Regions from separate parts of the Mus musculus genome. Here regions 1 and 2 are each linked to region 3. A link is a loop called in an ENCODE intact Hi-C map of the cell type or tissue named here. Cell type or tissue: left cerebral cortex. All regions are shown on one strand.

Evidence for each region. Hi-C counts contacts between places; a loop is a spot of excess contacts. Peaks named below come from ENCODE experiments on the same cell type or tissue, not always from the same donor. Only the 100,000 strongest peaks of a DNase experiment are listed, where the experiment ranks them.
Region 1: it touches region 3 in a loop (2.2-fold over the local background); 3 of 42 quality-filtered maps call a loop at or near these places.
Region 2: it touches region 3 in a loop (10-fold over the local background); 14 of 42 quality-filtered maps call a loop at or near these places.

Annotation. Positions count from the first base shown.
Region 1 is chr6:98,238,485-98,243,484 of GRCm38, forward strand. All of the region lies in intron 3 of Gm765 (predicted gene 765), which reads right to left. All of the region lies in intron 2 of Gm32592 (a long non-coding RNA gene), which reads left to right. Among named protein-coding and RNA genes, the nearest start is that of Gm32592, 16 kb to the left of the region's middle. In left cerebral cortex, no CTCF peak of the experiment used is centred here; a DNase peak (open chromatin) is centred at 2,280; H3K27ac peaks cover 3,035 bases.
Region 2 is chr6:98,383,606-98,388,605 of GRCm38, forward strand. No RefSeq gene overlaps it. Among named protein-coding and RNA genes, the nearest start is that of Gm32646, 17 kb to the right of the region's middle. In left cerebral cortex, a CTCF peak has its summit at 2,124; DNase peaks (open chromatin) are centred at 1,013, 1,764, 2,091, 3,047 and 1 more place; H3K27ac peaks cover 3,149 bases.
Region 3 is chr6:98,130,159-98,135,158 of GRCm38, forward strand. No RefSeq gene overlaps it. Among named protein-coding and RNA genes, the nearest start is that of Gm32592, 92 kb to the right of the region's middle. In left cerebral cortex, a CTCF peak has its summit at 2,965; a DNase peak (open chromatin) is centred at 2,964.

The sequences.
Region 1 (5,000 bases), 110 kb after region 3:
TAAAACTGTTCGGGTGGCGCTCCACACCTGTGAACACTGTACATGATAAGATGCACAATGGACAAGCTGAAGGGACAGCTCAGTTGGAGAAGTGGCTCCTGCCTAAGCATGAGGATCTGAGTTTCATCCCAACGCCTGCATCCATGCACATGCACATACATGAGCATCTTCGTGCCTGTGCACACCATGCACTTACTGTGACACGGAACCAACGATATAATCAAGATGGAAGAAAATTAGTATTAACACATATGGGAGTGTCAGTCAAACGTAGACAGGTGTGGAGATGTTCTGGGTAACTGAAACATCACTGTTATTTTTATGTATGTGTGCTTATTTGTGCAGGCTCTTAGGGAAGCTAGAGGCTGACACTGGGGTGTCTTCCTCAGTTGTTTTTCCAGCGTATTTTCTGAGCTAGCATCCTCTAACTGAACCGGAGGATGCTAGTTTGATGTGGTGGTCCTCTGGGATCCACATTTCTCAGACCATTGCCAGGTCTAGGGTTCCATATATAATACAGTATCATGCTTGACTTTTTTTTACTTGGGCCCTGGGAACTGAACTCAGACCCCTACACTTGTACAGAAAGTACTTTGTTCACTTAGCTGCTGCCTCCCCAGCCATGCAAGCTGGTGTGGATGGCTTGTCTTCCCAGCTTCTCCACCCTATTACTTACTATTTAAGGAACTGTGTTATTAACTTGCAGAGCATTCCCTAGCCATTCTGCCTAATCAAGTTACTTCAAGTGGGATGTCCATTTTGCCCTAAACCTTTTGATTGTGTTTGCCCACGAGGTGCTGGGAAGGCAATGAATGAGCTACTAGTCTTTGTAACTCTCTGAATGACAACAGGCCTTTCCTATATGTATTAGATCAGAAGCCATTAGAGCCTGGGACAAGGAGAGACCACAGATGTTCAGCTGCTTGTCACACGGCTTCAATACACATTCGACATGGTCTTCCATAAGTCCACCGCACCCATATTCAGACGTGAGCAAAAAGCATAGTTCCAAACTTTATTGAAATGCTTTTTAAAATAACCATAGCTTTTTGGGTTGTGTTTTATTTTTAATTCTTGTCTCCATCTTCCTGTAGCCATGAAAAGCCTTGATTTTTTATTCAAGTTACGTGGAGAACTTCGTCATCTCTTACCTAAGAGGTTTCAATCTTATCAGTTGCCTTTAAGAAAATTGGGTTAAAAATTTACTGTGCAGACTTGTTAAAAAATCCTGGAAAGCATCTTTGAGGTACTGAAGGTAATTGGTAATTCTAGCCAAACAGCTGTGATGGATTATAGATTATTATATATTTTTGCTTCATAAAGGGAGTCAGTTCGAATGATGTAGAGTTCTCTTGTTAAAATTATATCTTTTGTGTGTTTTAGAAAAGTCTCAAAAAGTATATATATATATATATATATATATATATATATTTGTTTTTTATTTTTGTTAAAGGAGCAGGTAATAATTTATACAACCCAATTAATAAGTAATCTGAAGATAGTTGATGGTTAAATATCACATTCTAGTATGAGTTGGGAGAAATTTCTCTTTCAGATGGATTTATCAGCCTATAAAGTTTGGGTTTCATAAGAATCCATTGTTTTCAATAAGCATGTTAATAATTACTTGGTTTCCTGACTATAGTATATGACAGCTGCATTCACATACAGAACAGATTTCCCTTAGCAGTAGACAAGTGGAGGCAGAAGGGCCAGAAGTTCAAGGCCAGCCTTGAATACAGTCACATGCTCCTAAGCCTGGCTTTTTCTTTTTATGTGGGTCTTGGTAATCCAAACTCACATCCTCGTGCTTGCTCTGCAAGATTTTACAGAGTAATGCAATTACCAAGCACAGTTTTGTGCTCCAATTGTTCAAAAACTGGGTAATCTTGAAGGAAGGAAGTACTTAGAAATAGGCTCTTTTAAGAAGGAGCAAGTATTTTAAGGGAAGCTGCTTTGCACTATTCAAAGTTCTAAGACGAGTTCTGTGTTTAGGTGTATAGCAATCTTATACCTTTCTGCTCCTCCTATACTTCCCCTTGCTTTCTTTTCAGAAAGGTGTGATTTTAGCATGCATGCATGCGTGTACATGCCTGCACGCATGCCCGAGTGCACACCACACACACACACACACACACACACACACACACACACACACCATGACTTTTATGATGACTTCAATTGCCATGCCCCAGAATTTATAGTGCAGGCAGCCCTCTCCCTACTACCTCTGCAGCATGCATACTCATTTCCCTGCCAGGCTGGCTATATTTTTATTCCCTTAACACCAGCTTCCAGCATATGGCCAACTCAGTCATCTCTCATAAGCAACCACAAGCCACCCACAAAAATTCAGGAGTAAGTTCATAATAGTTCAGGGACTCTATTCTACTTAGGCCTTTCCTGAAGAGTACATGTCAGAGGTCGAGGATGTGTAGTGCACAACTTCATCAGATTTCACCCAAGACAACTTCACCTTTATCAGGTAAAGGTATCGATGTTATTCTCAGCAGAAAATACTCTAAGCAAACTCTAGACACAACTCCTCAGTCTGGAGCCTCAAGAGACTTACTTAGAGTTGTGATTTTACAAAAATTACCCCGCTGAGTCATATCCCTTATCCATCAAGCTGAAAGTTTGGGTTGGATGTGGGTAGAGCAGGAATCAAGGTGACCGTAATGTTTAACGTTGGTGATTCTTAATAGAGTATGCAAAGCCTGCTTGTAAAAAGGCTTTGTAATTTCAGGAGGGCATATGATCTTTTGGTTCAATTTTTCAGCAGCTGACAAGCTCTGGAGGCCTGTGCTTCTGGTGAACACTATAGATTTTATTTACCCAAAGAATTTGGGCCTAATTCTTTTGCCTGAATTGGCATTTGTTTTCTTCCATCTTCTATTTTACACGTGAGACTAGAACTGCCTCCCACACCCCTGTTTCTAAGTCTGTTGCGTTTATTTGGTTATAAAAGACAAAGCCTCTTGCCTAAGAAAACCACTGGAACATTAATGAATTGCAAACAGACTTCTCTGAACTTTCAAGTGTGCACTGTGCTTTCCTAAAAGGCATATTAAAAAATACTACATCAACAGGTCGAACTCTTTTGCATATGGCGGTTTTGTTTGCACAAAAGTAATTTAAGTGGTTCAGAAGAAATTCTATAACTCTTTGAAGAGTCCAGCTCTTCCCGTTCTCCAGATTGAGTATATTTTTTCTTCCTTTGTACCTTCATGGGCTGAAGTATTTAATAAGCATGATATCTAGAGGCATAGCTCATGATTAATGTCCCCTCTTTTGGCCAGTCGAAAAGAGTAGCATGCAATGTATCCGGCTTCCTATGGTTAGGTCATATGCAGTGTCTCCTGAACATATTGCTTACTAATTCCAGGTCCTATTTTGTGCCTCCCTCTTCTCTATGACATACATCTGCTCCTTCCCAGGTTACTCTTGTGGGTGGCAGTACCTTGATGAAGTCACTAGAAATTTGGGATCATTGCTGGCCATCGTGCCTCTCCTATTCCCTTGATGCAGTTATCAGTCTTCCTGCCAGCCCCCTGCCTTGTTCTCCCACTTGTGGCTTTGTCGCACTCCTTACTCACCGTGCTATCAACATGGTGTTTGAATCCCAGTATTTGACTTAGACCTAGCTCTAGACCTTTGCATGCAGTATGCTCTCTCCTGGTGGTAGCTTCACCCAACCCATTCTCAAAACCTTAGATTCTTTGCTTGAAACATCTTCCTTCTAAATGAGCCTCTTGCTCAAACACACAGCTTGCCATCTCTCACTGGATCAATCAGTGAACGGGACTAAGTTGGAAAGGAACAACATTGAGAGAGTGTCATGGATATCCCTGTGAAGTGGTAGAGACCCAATTCTTTCTAGATCCACTGTTCCATATGTCCACATCTCACCTAAAGCCAATTCACAGGTCTCGGTGCTTCACATGAGCCTCAGGCAGCCCTTAGGAAGACCCTGGGTTATAGATGTAGTCTATGGGCTTAGAGGATTTAAACTGCCATGATCCAGAAACCTCAGCAAGTGGGGTAGTTGCTACACAAACTCAGGACTTTCTGGAGCTTTGAAGTTGACCTGGCTATGCTCTCCCGTGCTTCTTCTTGTCTTCTATTTATTTATTTTTTCCTGCCATGTGTGAGATTTGGAGAACCACATCCTTTTCTTATTCACAAGGCTGGCAGTGTAGGTGGTCAGGTTATTTCCATGACTACTGGCTAGCTTCAGCCAATGGGAGGCCTCCATAGGAGCCTAGGGGGGTGGGGGAGGAGGAAAGAAAACTAGGGTCTTTCTGCTGCTTTATCCCGCTCTGCTTGTTGCTATGGGTGTTTGCTGTGTCCCATCCCCCCAGCCCCCACCTCTGACTGTCAATTCTCTTAACTTCTCTTAACTTCTTCTCCCCCTGCCCCTCTCTCCAGCCCTCCTCCCCATGGTTCTGAATAAAATCAAGTACTGTCTAGTACTGGTTAGTTGCTACATATCTATAAGCTCAGTCCAGTGTTGGTGTAAAAGGCACAGGGTATGAAGAGCCTTCTCAGGGTGTGGATTTCTGGGTCACTCCACTGTTTGCTGCCCTGACCTTTTCAACTCTCTTAGCACCTTTGCAACAAGTTCCTTGCACAGGAAATCCTCTCTATTGAACCACCTGGCACCCCTGGCATCATCTCTAATTACTGCTGTCAGAACATCCGCCCTGCCTCCTAAACCTGGAATAAAGGCAGTAGGAGATGATCCAAGACCCGCAGGCCAAACTGCCACAGCTGTATTTGGCTGTGAGCAAGAAGCCTTGGCAAATCCTTCTGAGGGTTGTCTCTAGTCCTCTCTATGCCCCTAGGGTCCTTTTGAGCTGGAATGTGCTAAGTGATGATACTCTAATAACACAGAAGAATTAAGGCAGCTTCGAGGTGCTAAGAATTCTGCTGGGGATTGGCTAATTAAGAGGGAGAATGTGTCTCATTAGGAAGGCTCATGTTTAATTATAGTGGAAATG
Region 2 (5,000 bases), 250 kb after region 3:
TGCCTCTACTTATAAGGACAAGCTGGAGGCCGTGAGTAACTTCACGTTATGAGCAAGACATAGGATGTGCAGAAGCCCGGTGTGCAAGATTAGAAATAAAACTGAGTTAAGCATTAAATGCAGTGGTCAAGTGTTGATTTAATTAGCCATGAAAAATAGCCACGTTTTGAATGGATCAAAGAAAACAATTACACATAATGGGCGAACTGAAAACAATCTACTATTACTGAAAGAGAGGAATGCTTTAATTAAGCTAAAAGATATACCTAATGTTAAATGAGGTGGTTACAACAGCTGCACAGGAAAGCTGTTTAGCTGCTGATTATAATATGAGAGATCAGAAGGACTGGTTAAATGCAGCTAATAAAAAGGCAACCTTATTAAATTGTATTACTATTATTTAAAACTATCTTGAGCCCTTTCCCATCTTTGGCAAGTTGGGTAGCCATATTGAAGAAAATATTTAGAAGACTCTTTTAATGTTATTTCTGATACTTTATAGATATACTGTTGGTATTATTTAGAGAAAATTATTTTAGAGAAAGCAGTGGTTACATAGCATTAAGACCTCAGGATGGATTAGGTGAGAATGTATTGATCTTTGTTAATAAGGCTTTCCAGACCCTGAAGAACACACATGAGTACCCAAGGCTGAGCTGATGGTGAATGTGAGCTTTGGGGATCCCACTGTAACATGTCATTTGGAGTAGTTTTACTATGAAGATCCTCTCTTTCTTCGGAGAAATTTGAATTAGTGAGGAAAACAGATTTTTCGTTGTACATTTGCTATTCAAAGCCTAGGGCTTTGTTGTCTTCACCGTCTTCCTTCAGTGTCTCTGTCATAAACAAGGGGATTAGAACGATGGTAGGAGATGGGGAGGGAATGAAGGGAAGCTGGAGATTTAATAGAAAGAAAAGAAAAAAATAGTTTCCCACATTATCTGATTCTATTCTTATCCTTTGTACGGCTTGGCGCTCGAGTTAAGACTCTCGTGTGCCAAGTTTCCTGAATTCAGCTCATAGATTCCGCCTTGGTTCAGTTAGCATTGTTTCCAGTGCTGGGTAACGGGTGAGGACTGTTCATTCTTTTCAATAGGAGCTGCTTACTATGCAAGCAAGTCATGTTTCTATTGCAAAAACAGTGACAGACAGACAGACAGACAGACAGACAGACAGACAGACAGACGATAGAGACACAAAGTTATTCACTAACTCAAACTAAATGTCCTCTGTCCTTTCCAGATACTTCTGCCAACAAATATTCATTTAACACATTTCTGACACTAATTTGAAATTTGAAAAATAAATCTGGAGGTAGAGTTTGAGGCTAGAAATGCAATTGGATTTAGTTTTGTGAATGCCGTAAGATAAATGCTTAATCATTGACTAAGATGCTACCATCTAACACTTCTTAGACTGGGGCATGATGAAACTTCATAATATAAATTCAGAACATTCAGATTTTTTGAGAACTTTTTGACTGCTAAGCTGCTTTAGAATTATACATTCATATTTTAGAATGAGGATATCAAAACATTATATATCGAGAATTTAACTCTGAATGAAGAAGTAAGCCCTATTTCACTCAGAGGAGTGACCCAACCCTGTGTCAATCATGGAGCTGGGACTGTAATCCTGGGATTTGTGGCTGTAAGGACATGGTCCTTAAGCACAGATGGCTTCTTAGCTAAAAATTACAGAAGTCTCCTCATGAGTCATTATCCCAGTTATATGTGAGGGCTAAGTAGAACAGTGACCACTTAGGTGCCGGGCAAACGGAGGCGCTTTTATTACATTGGCTAAATAAAGGATGCTGCGTGACATTTCTAGAGTGTGTCTCCCCAGAATTCTAATAAGTTGCACGTGCTGTCGAGACACTCTAGAATGGACTTCCCACCCCCCCACCCCCAGCATTTTAGGATACATTTTTGTTGTCTGTAGGCTATCGTTTTTTGTTCATGTTTCCAGAATCCTCTTCGGGGAAATGATCTGACAGACAGCCTGCTCCCAGAGCAGCAGCCCCGTTCCCCACTCGCCTCTCTGCAGCATCTGCATTGGGCATGAGCCCGGATCCAGATTTACGAGACATATGTAGACACTTCTCCCTTTCTTGGCAAATGCATAAATAGACTCCTACTGTCTACATGTAGGTACTATATAAATACAGAGTTGTGCATACTCTGTGGATGCCATGTATCATTTATCCACGTATTTTTAGCATCACCAACACATTTACATATGCTGTCACGTTTCAAACTGCACCTCAATATAGTGCCTTTTTCAACATGATCTCGGCAGCAGGCAACATCATTCCTTTAACATTTCCACCAAAAAAAAAAAAAAAATGAAGATCAGAAAAGCCAGCAAATAAAGCCAAAAATAGAAGACAAATTTAAAAATGGATAACACTTTTTACTAAGATGCTCTGAGATAGTATAGAATTAGCTGGAACAGCGGACTGAATCCTGATCTGGAATTTGATTTATGCAATCATTTGAATGTACCTCATATGCCTGGGTTTCCTAAAATGAATGTTTACCCTTTGGCCATTCTCTAAAGGCAATATCAATATGCAAACTATCCTTGCAATTTGATGCGGAATGCTTGTAAAACATGGTAGCAAAAGGGAAGGATTCTTTAAATACGATGAAAGAAGTCAGAGACTCTTCTCTGGGAGAGAAAGCATCTTAATCGATTCTTAAAGGGTGGGCACAAACGTCGAAGACTTTGTATAAAACCATGGAAAAATTAGAAATCGACTGGCCTAATAGATCAATCCCAAGATCAAACATTATAAACTGATTGATCTAATAGATAACACCCAGAGGGTTCAATTGCTTAACAAGAACCAGTCTTTAATAAGAGAGCATTCAAAGGGTCCCAGGACACGCCTTTCCTGCCCTTATCGAGTCCTTACTGTGTATTTTTTTTTTTACCTTAATGGCTATGTAGCTATGGTAGATGAGTTTAAGAGATTTGAAACAGAGTCACACCAACGCTTTTTCAGACATTTCCCTTAAGAAGCAGAGCCTACTGTGAAGAGAAATGTCTCATGGAATGCTAAGTGTGTAAAAGAGAGGGGCAGTCAGCTGAGTCTGTATAAAATGAGGGCTTGGGAAAGGGGAAGGATACCAGTTACATAGCACACGGACTTAGATGAAAAGGCACATGTGAATACATATGAATGCACAAATACATTCTTTTGTACACACATACATATATGTAATTTCTCCAGGTCACTGAATGTCTTTGTACTTGTAAGTTGTACATGAAGCTGTCTGCCTCTGGCCCTGTATAATTGCTTACTACGGCTCAGGGAAATTTGAAGATCCAAGCCCGTATCTGCTCCAACTATTCCTGCTCTCTTTTCCTCCAGGAACTACTGACGTAGCAGGAAACGTTTTGGGGATTCAGCCTTGGTGATAAAACTATAGTGTGAAAATTAGCTACTGAAAGAACTTGTTAGGTGCAGCTCCCAAATACCATCCCCACTGATGCTGATTCTAAGGTCTGGGGTGGAGCCCAGGCATCTCCGGGATGGACCATATACTCTGAGTAGATCTAATGTAGCGATGTCCACAGGAAGCAGGGATGATATGATAGACGATAATGGTGACACCAGGGGATAGAAGAGGAAAGTATCACAGTAAATGCAAAAGAAGAGATGAAGGGAGGGAGAGGGGGGCACACATGGTATGATACAGCACTAGGGCAAATGGCCCAATAAGACACTGCTGCTGGGTCCTTATACCTGCTTTAGAATATAAATAATAACTCCTTCCATGGGTGTTTTGTTTCCTATTCTAAGAAGGGGCAAAGTGTTCACACTTTGGTCTTTGTTCTCTTGAGTTTAATGTGTTTAGCAAATTGTATCTTATATCTTGGGTATCCTAAGTTTCTGGGCTAATATCCACTTATCAGTGAGTACATATTGTGAGAGTTCCTTTGTGATGGGGTTGACGAAAGAATGGACCATCTAGTGATTGCCATATCCAGAGATCCATCCCATGATCAGCTTCCAAACGCTGACACCATTGCATACACTAGCAAGATTTTGCTGAAAGGACCCAGATATAGCTGTCTCTTGTGAGACTATGCTGGGGCCTAGCAAACACAGAAGTGGATGATCACAGTCAGCTATTGGATGGATCACAGGGCCCCCAATGGAGGAGCTAGAGAAAGCACCCAAGGAGCTAAGGGGATCTGCAACCCTATAGGTGGAACAACAATATGAACTAACCAGTACCCCGGAGCTCTTGTCTCTAGCTGCATATGTATCAAAAGATGGCCTAATAGGCCATCACTTGAAAGAGAGGCCCATTGGACTTGCAAACTTTATATGCCTCAGTACAGGGGAACGCCAGGGCCAAAAAGGGGGAGTGGGTGGGTAGGGGAGTGGGGGGGGGGTATGGGGGATTTTTGGTATAGCATTGGAAATGTAAATGAGCTAAATACCTAATTAAAAAATGAAAAAAAAAAGAGAATATAAATAATACAGGTCATCATTTGTGGCTTCCAAACAATAAGCATTTAGTTTTCCTATATGTACCTACCCTCCTTCTGTTTCTCCTTTCCTTCTTCTCCAGTATTTATCTATTTAAGAGATATTTATAGAGTTCTATAAAGAAAGTTTGACTGAGCTTTTGGTAAACACAAAAGTAGATCACTGCTGTGTGTATGTGAATTTATCAATAAGTATAATATATTTCTGATTGGTTGCCTACTTTGCTTTTCATATTGCGTAGCTTTTATCAAATTTAAGCTATGTGAAAATCAAGCTATGTGAAGTTTAAATTATATGAAGATTAAAAATATTAAGTTGTGTTGCTTAATAGAATGCATGTTACACAGTTTTAAAATTGTAGAGCTGGGAACATGGCTCATGGTATAAAAGCACCTACCCTGCAAGAATGAGAACATATTCCAAATCCTAAGCACTCATGTAAAAACAAAGTGTGCACAGCCACACGGGCCCATAGCCCAAGCACTGCTGAGAGACA
Region 3 (5,000 bases):
GAAGAAGAAGAAGAAGAAGAAGAAGAGGAGCCAGTTTTTTCAGCTTTCCTATTCATAGAAATGGAGTGGATAGGGAAAGACATAATCTTCATTGTAACCTGTCTAGGGACTCAGAGAAATTTGGCAGTTTTGTGCCCTTTCTTATGCAGAATTAGGATCTCTCTAGAATGCATAAGGCATGTTTCAGCTCTCAAGAAATTAGATGTGCTTGGCTATGAAGGATTTGTGGATTGGGAGCATGAGAAGGAGGCACAGATCAGAAATCTAGCCCACTATCATGTGAATTATGATGGTGCATTATTGGCTCATGTGACTAAAAGTTCTAGGAAATGGCATTGCTTCAGGCATGGCTTGATCCAGAGGCTAAAATGATAGCAAAGCACAGCTTTCTTCCCCCAGTTTGGATCTGATTTCCTCTATGGTGACTTTATTGACAGAGAGGCTCTCTTCAGCTTGCATTCTAAATGCCCTGCACTTAGAATCCTTCTATGCTGCCCTGGAACAAAGGTGGCTTCTCCAACCTGATGTTTTCAGTACACAGCAGGTAACACCCAGGTTTGAGCTTCATGCCAATGCTCAACTGATCAGGATATGTTTGTCTTGAGGGAATCAAACCTGCTGCCCAGGTTCTGCCTCAGAACGGGGGTGACTTAGTCCTTCCAAGTCACTCACATAGACTGAGAATTTGTGGAAGACTGGCTTCAAAGCAAGACCAGGATGGCATGATTATAAATAGCAAGAAAGCAGAAGTAGTGGCCATTCCATGATGCACGAAACTGAGAAGAAAGCTGAGTGGAAGGCAAGGCTGTTCAAGACCATGGGAGGGGGAGGCAGAGAGGAGATGTTTTTCCAAAAAGCTAAACAAGAATAGAGGAGTGTATTAAGAGGAAGCTAAGAGGAGTCTGAGCAAAAGCTATAGTAATACTATTACTATACTATGAGTCGGGTTCCAAATGCTTACTGTGCATTCAATGTCTACAACTTTATTGGAAAAATGAGAGTATTAATCCCAGGTATTTACAATGAAACTTAGTCAAATGGAGAATAAGCAAATTTATAGATGTTCTTAGACTTAGGAATGAAAATTAGGGTTCGAACTTAGAATATGTGTACTGACAACTGCTTCCCCAGCCCAAGGTGATATGTTTTATATACATAGAAGCTGGACTTGTTGTATCAATCAGGTTTCCATGACTATAGTAAGATATCTTAGATCTGATTGATACACCAAGTCCAGCCATGGTTGATCACACTGTTCATCTTTGAACAATGTCTCTGGTGATCATCTTCATATACATTAATAAATAAAATACAATATAATGTATTATACATCTCTCTACATTTGATGTGTGTCTGTCTCTCTCATTTGTCTCTGTCCCTGTCTGTCTGCTTCTCTCTCTCTCTCTCTCTCTCTCTCTCTCTCTCTCTCTCTCTCTCTCTCTCTCTGTGTGTGTGTGTGTGTGTGTGTGTGTGTGTGTGTGTGGCATTTGTGTATGTTCAGGTGCTCTTTTGTGTGTATATGGAGGCCAGTGGTTGACTTCTGGTATTTTCACCTAATGTCCTTTACCTCACTTTTTGAGACAGGGTCTCCCTCTGGACACAGTTTGCTATTTCAGCTAGAATGGCTTGCCCATAGGTCCCCAGGATCTGCCTGTTTCCTCCCCCTCACTAGCACTTGGGTTACACATATCTACTGCCATTCCTATGTTTTTGTGTGAATCCTGAGAATCTGAATTCAGGCCCTTACACCTACACATCCAACTCTTTAATTATGGAGTTCTGCTAGCCCTGAAGAACTGTCAAGATGACTTCTTGTCATTGGTTCCTTTTTTATGCCTATTCCGGTAGTGCCAGAGTTGGAATGAGGACCTTCCGTGTACTAGGCAAGAACTCTACAAATGAGATACAGTTTCAGCCCTTGCCCTAAAGACCTTGCAGTAGGCCCTGTATCTCAAAGTCTCTGCTAACTCCCAAGAGCATGTAACTGAGAACCAATCCTTTTACTCCTAGGCCTTTTGGGGACATTCTCCATCCAGATGTTAGCTCATAGACACTGGAGTCCCACTGCCTTCAAGGGCTTTGACTTGTCCATAGTGACAGTGCCCATGTGGGTAGTACCCATAGTTTTTGGATTCTTTGGATAAAGAAGGTAAGATTTTTACAGGTGTTTAGGTCAAGGGTAAACACTCTCATTAAGTATACTTTTTTTCCCTAATAGTAATTGTGGTGAGCGTGATATTTTTTCAAAGTACTGTTCAGAAATAACTTCCGCTCACATGGGCAGAGCTGACGGAGTATGAGGACACCTTTCCAGCCCCGCATCTCTCTCTTTTGATAGACAAAATGCTTCTATTAGGCAGATGGCCGGGTGCATGTCTCCATTTTGCTGGCTTCACTTTTCATGAATGATTTCTCATTATAGGAAAGGAATATCCCATAATAATGAAAAATTGACAGTAGCTATTGATTAAATTCGTTTTCAGGCTCTTTTCTTGAATCTCTCCCATTAGTTAAATATGAACACCTCTGAGATAAGTCTGGGAGGGTGAGGGCAGGTGAGCTGGGTTAATGCTGTCTTCTTCTTTTTTAAGAACAAAATATTAGCATTTCATTTTGTTTTGCTCAAGCTCAATCTCTCTGAAAGATCAAGGGAAGAGAAAAAGTTACCCAATTACTGGCAAGAGATTATTTTCTTTCTCTCTGGGACATATGAAAAGCTTTGGATGGCAAACACCATCTGAGAAATGTTCTTTTTATTTTGGTAACTTAGCATCTCCAGAAAAATAGGTTAATTGGTTCAGAGGCTTGCTCCTACTGTTAATGGCATTTAGCTTATGAATCTGAACAACTGCATCTAAAGACAGAATGTTCATGCAATCGATATTCTGGTTGCTAAGTGTGTGTTTTGAAGATATCATTTGAATTAATTTATTCAAAGCCAGCTGGTGTTGTTCTCTGTCTAAGCTGTAGGGGGAAACCTCACCCCATGTCCTGTGAGAAGAGCCTGCTTTCTGCATTCCACTTGCACACGGTTATCTAAGTTAGTACTTTTGATATTTCTTAAGTTTTTTTTTTAACATTATGTAGAACACCACATAATTGCAGAAAAGATAATAGTCACATACCCTAGGGCCTACTGTACACTTATGTTAAAAGTACAGCTTTTATTGGCAACTAAAGTAATAACCTTTCCATGTCAAATTGCTTTAAATTAAACTTAAAAAAAAAACCCCACAACACTAGCTGATACCCACACTTAGTAATTGTCAGGCGTTAGCATAACGTGGAATACAAAAGCTGCCTAAATCTTAGCTTTCAAAATAATTATTTACTTAGATAAATTTTGAAGGCAGTAGCATATTCAAAGTCTACCTGCCTCAATTTCTTCAAAAAGAGCAGGATCAATGTACGTATTAATTTTATAGTGAGGCTTAACGTGTAAGCGGAACTGTAGCTCAGGTTAGTCTCTAAGAAAGGGGTCTCTGGTCATCTTTGCTTATCAATCTATCATCCCCTGTTTACAAACGGGATATGTCGGCAGAATGCCTTGCATGCCTTTGCCTATTGTGCTAGTCATTGGGTGACCTAACCCAGAGTGGAAAAATACAGGGGCTCCATTTTGATTAGGCTGAATATGGACTGATCAAATTTCTCACCCTTTCAAGGCACTTTGGTGGAGGGTCCTCATGGCTGTGTGTGAAGCACTCAGGCAAAGGTTATGGCGGGCTTTCACACTATGTATTTGTACCTTCTAGATCTTTCCACTGAATCAGAGAGCTCTAAGCAGTAGCAAGTACACAGTGGTTTCAGATAGCTGGGGTTTCACAAGGTCTTTTGTGAATTTGTGTACCATTTGGGCACATCTGCCTTCTAAACCCAGATGAATGTCTTCAGACTTGGTGATATAGACAGGGTCAGAAGTACAACCTTATTGATGAGGATCAGTTAACTTACTCTTGGCTACTGATCCAAACTCAGTTCACGGAGACATTGCGCAACTGCCTTCCACATTTGGTGGTCAAGCCATATTGAAAGCAACCACTCCAAGGTTGAGTAAGGAATCTTGAGTTATATAGTCTGATAAACCCAAGGGCCTCTTGGGACTGCTGTTTATTGGTAATGTCTGGCAACATTAGAAACAGAATACATGGTGATGTCTCCAGAAATTTCTTTGCTGTTAGAGACTCATAGGACAAGCACACCACAGATTCATCATTCTAATCTGTATTCTTCTCTGAAGTCTGAAGATGGTGAACTAAAGATAGCTAAAGCTATGGGCTTATCTGGAGGAAATAACAATCTTCTATTGTCAGTTGAATGTCATGTGCCTGCCTGTTGGGACCCTGTCTTTTGTCTACATTAAGTTTCTGAATGAAGTAAAAGAGGTTAGAGAGCTTTTAGAAACTTCTTCCTCACTGAAGCCATAATGCCAAAGATGAATCTAAGAATAAAGATTTACACCAGCATTCATTCTGCAACTTCACTTTGATTTGGAAATGACCCTCTCTAATCTCTACTGTCTCATATGCAGAGAAATGTATGCTCTGAACAAACAGTATGGTTGGAGAGATGGAGCAGTTGGCATATCCCCTTTTGTATGCATCAGGGCCAGATGCTGATTCCTAGAAGTCACATGGAAAAGCCCAGTATGGGAGGATTTATAATCTCATATTCTCAGTGCTGGGCAGGTAGAAATAGGTAGATTCCTGGAACTTGCCAATTACCCAAGTTCCAGATCCAGGAGAGATCTATTCTAAAAACACAAGGTAGGCTTGAGGAATGATACCCAAAGAATGATGCCTGAGACTAACCGTTAGTACACACACACACACACACACACACACACACACACACACACACACACAACCATACATACCCTCTGCTCATACATGCATAGGCACAAACATAAAAAAGAGCCCTAGCGATGAGATAAGAATGTAGTTAGATAGAACTTGAAGAGACGATGATCCTTACAGCTGTCTATCATATGTAATATGCAT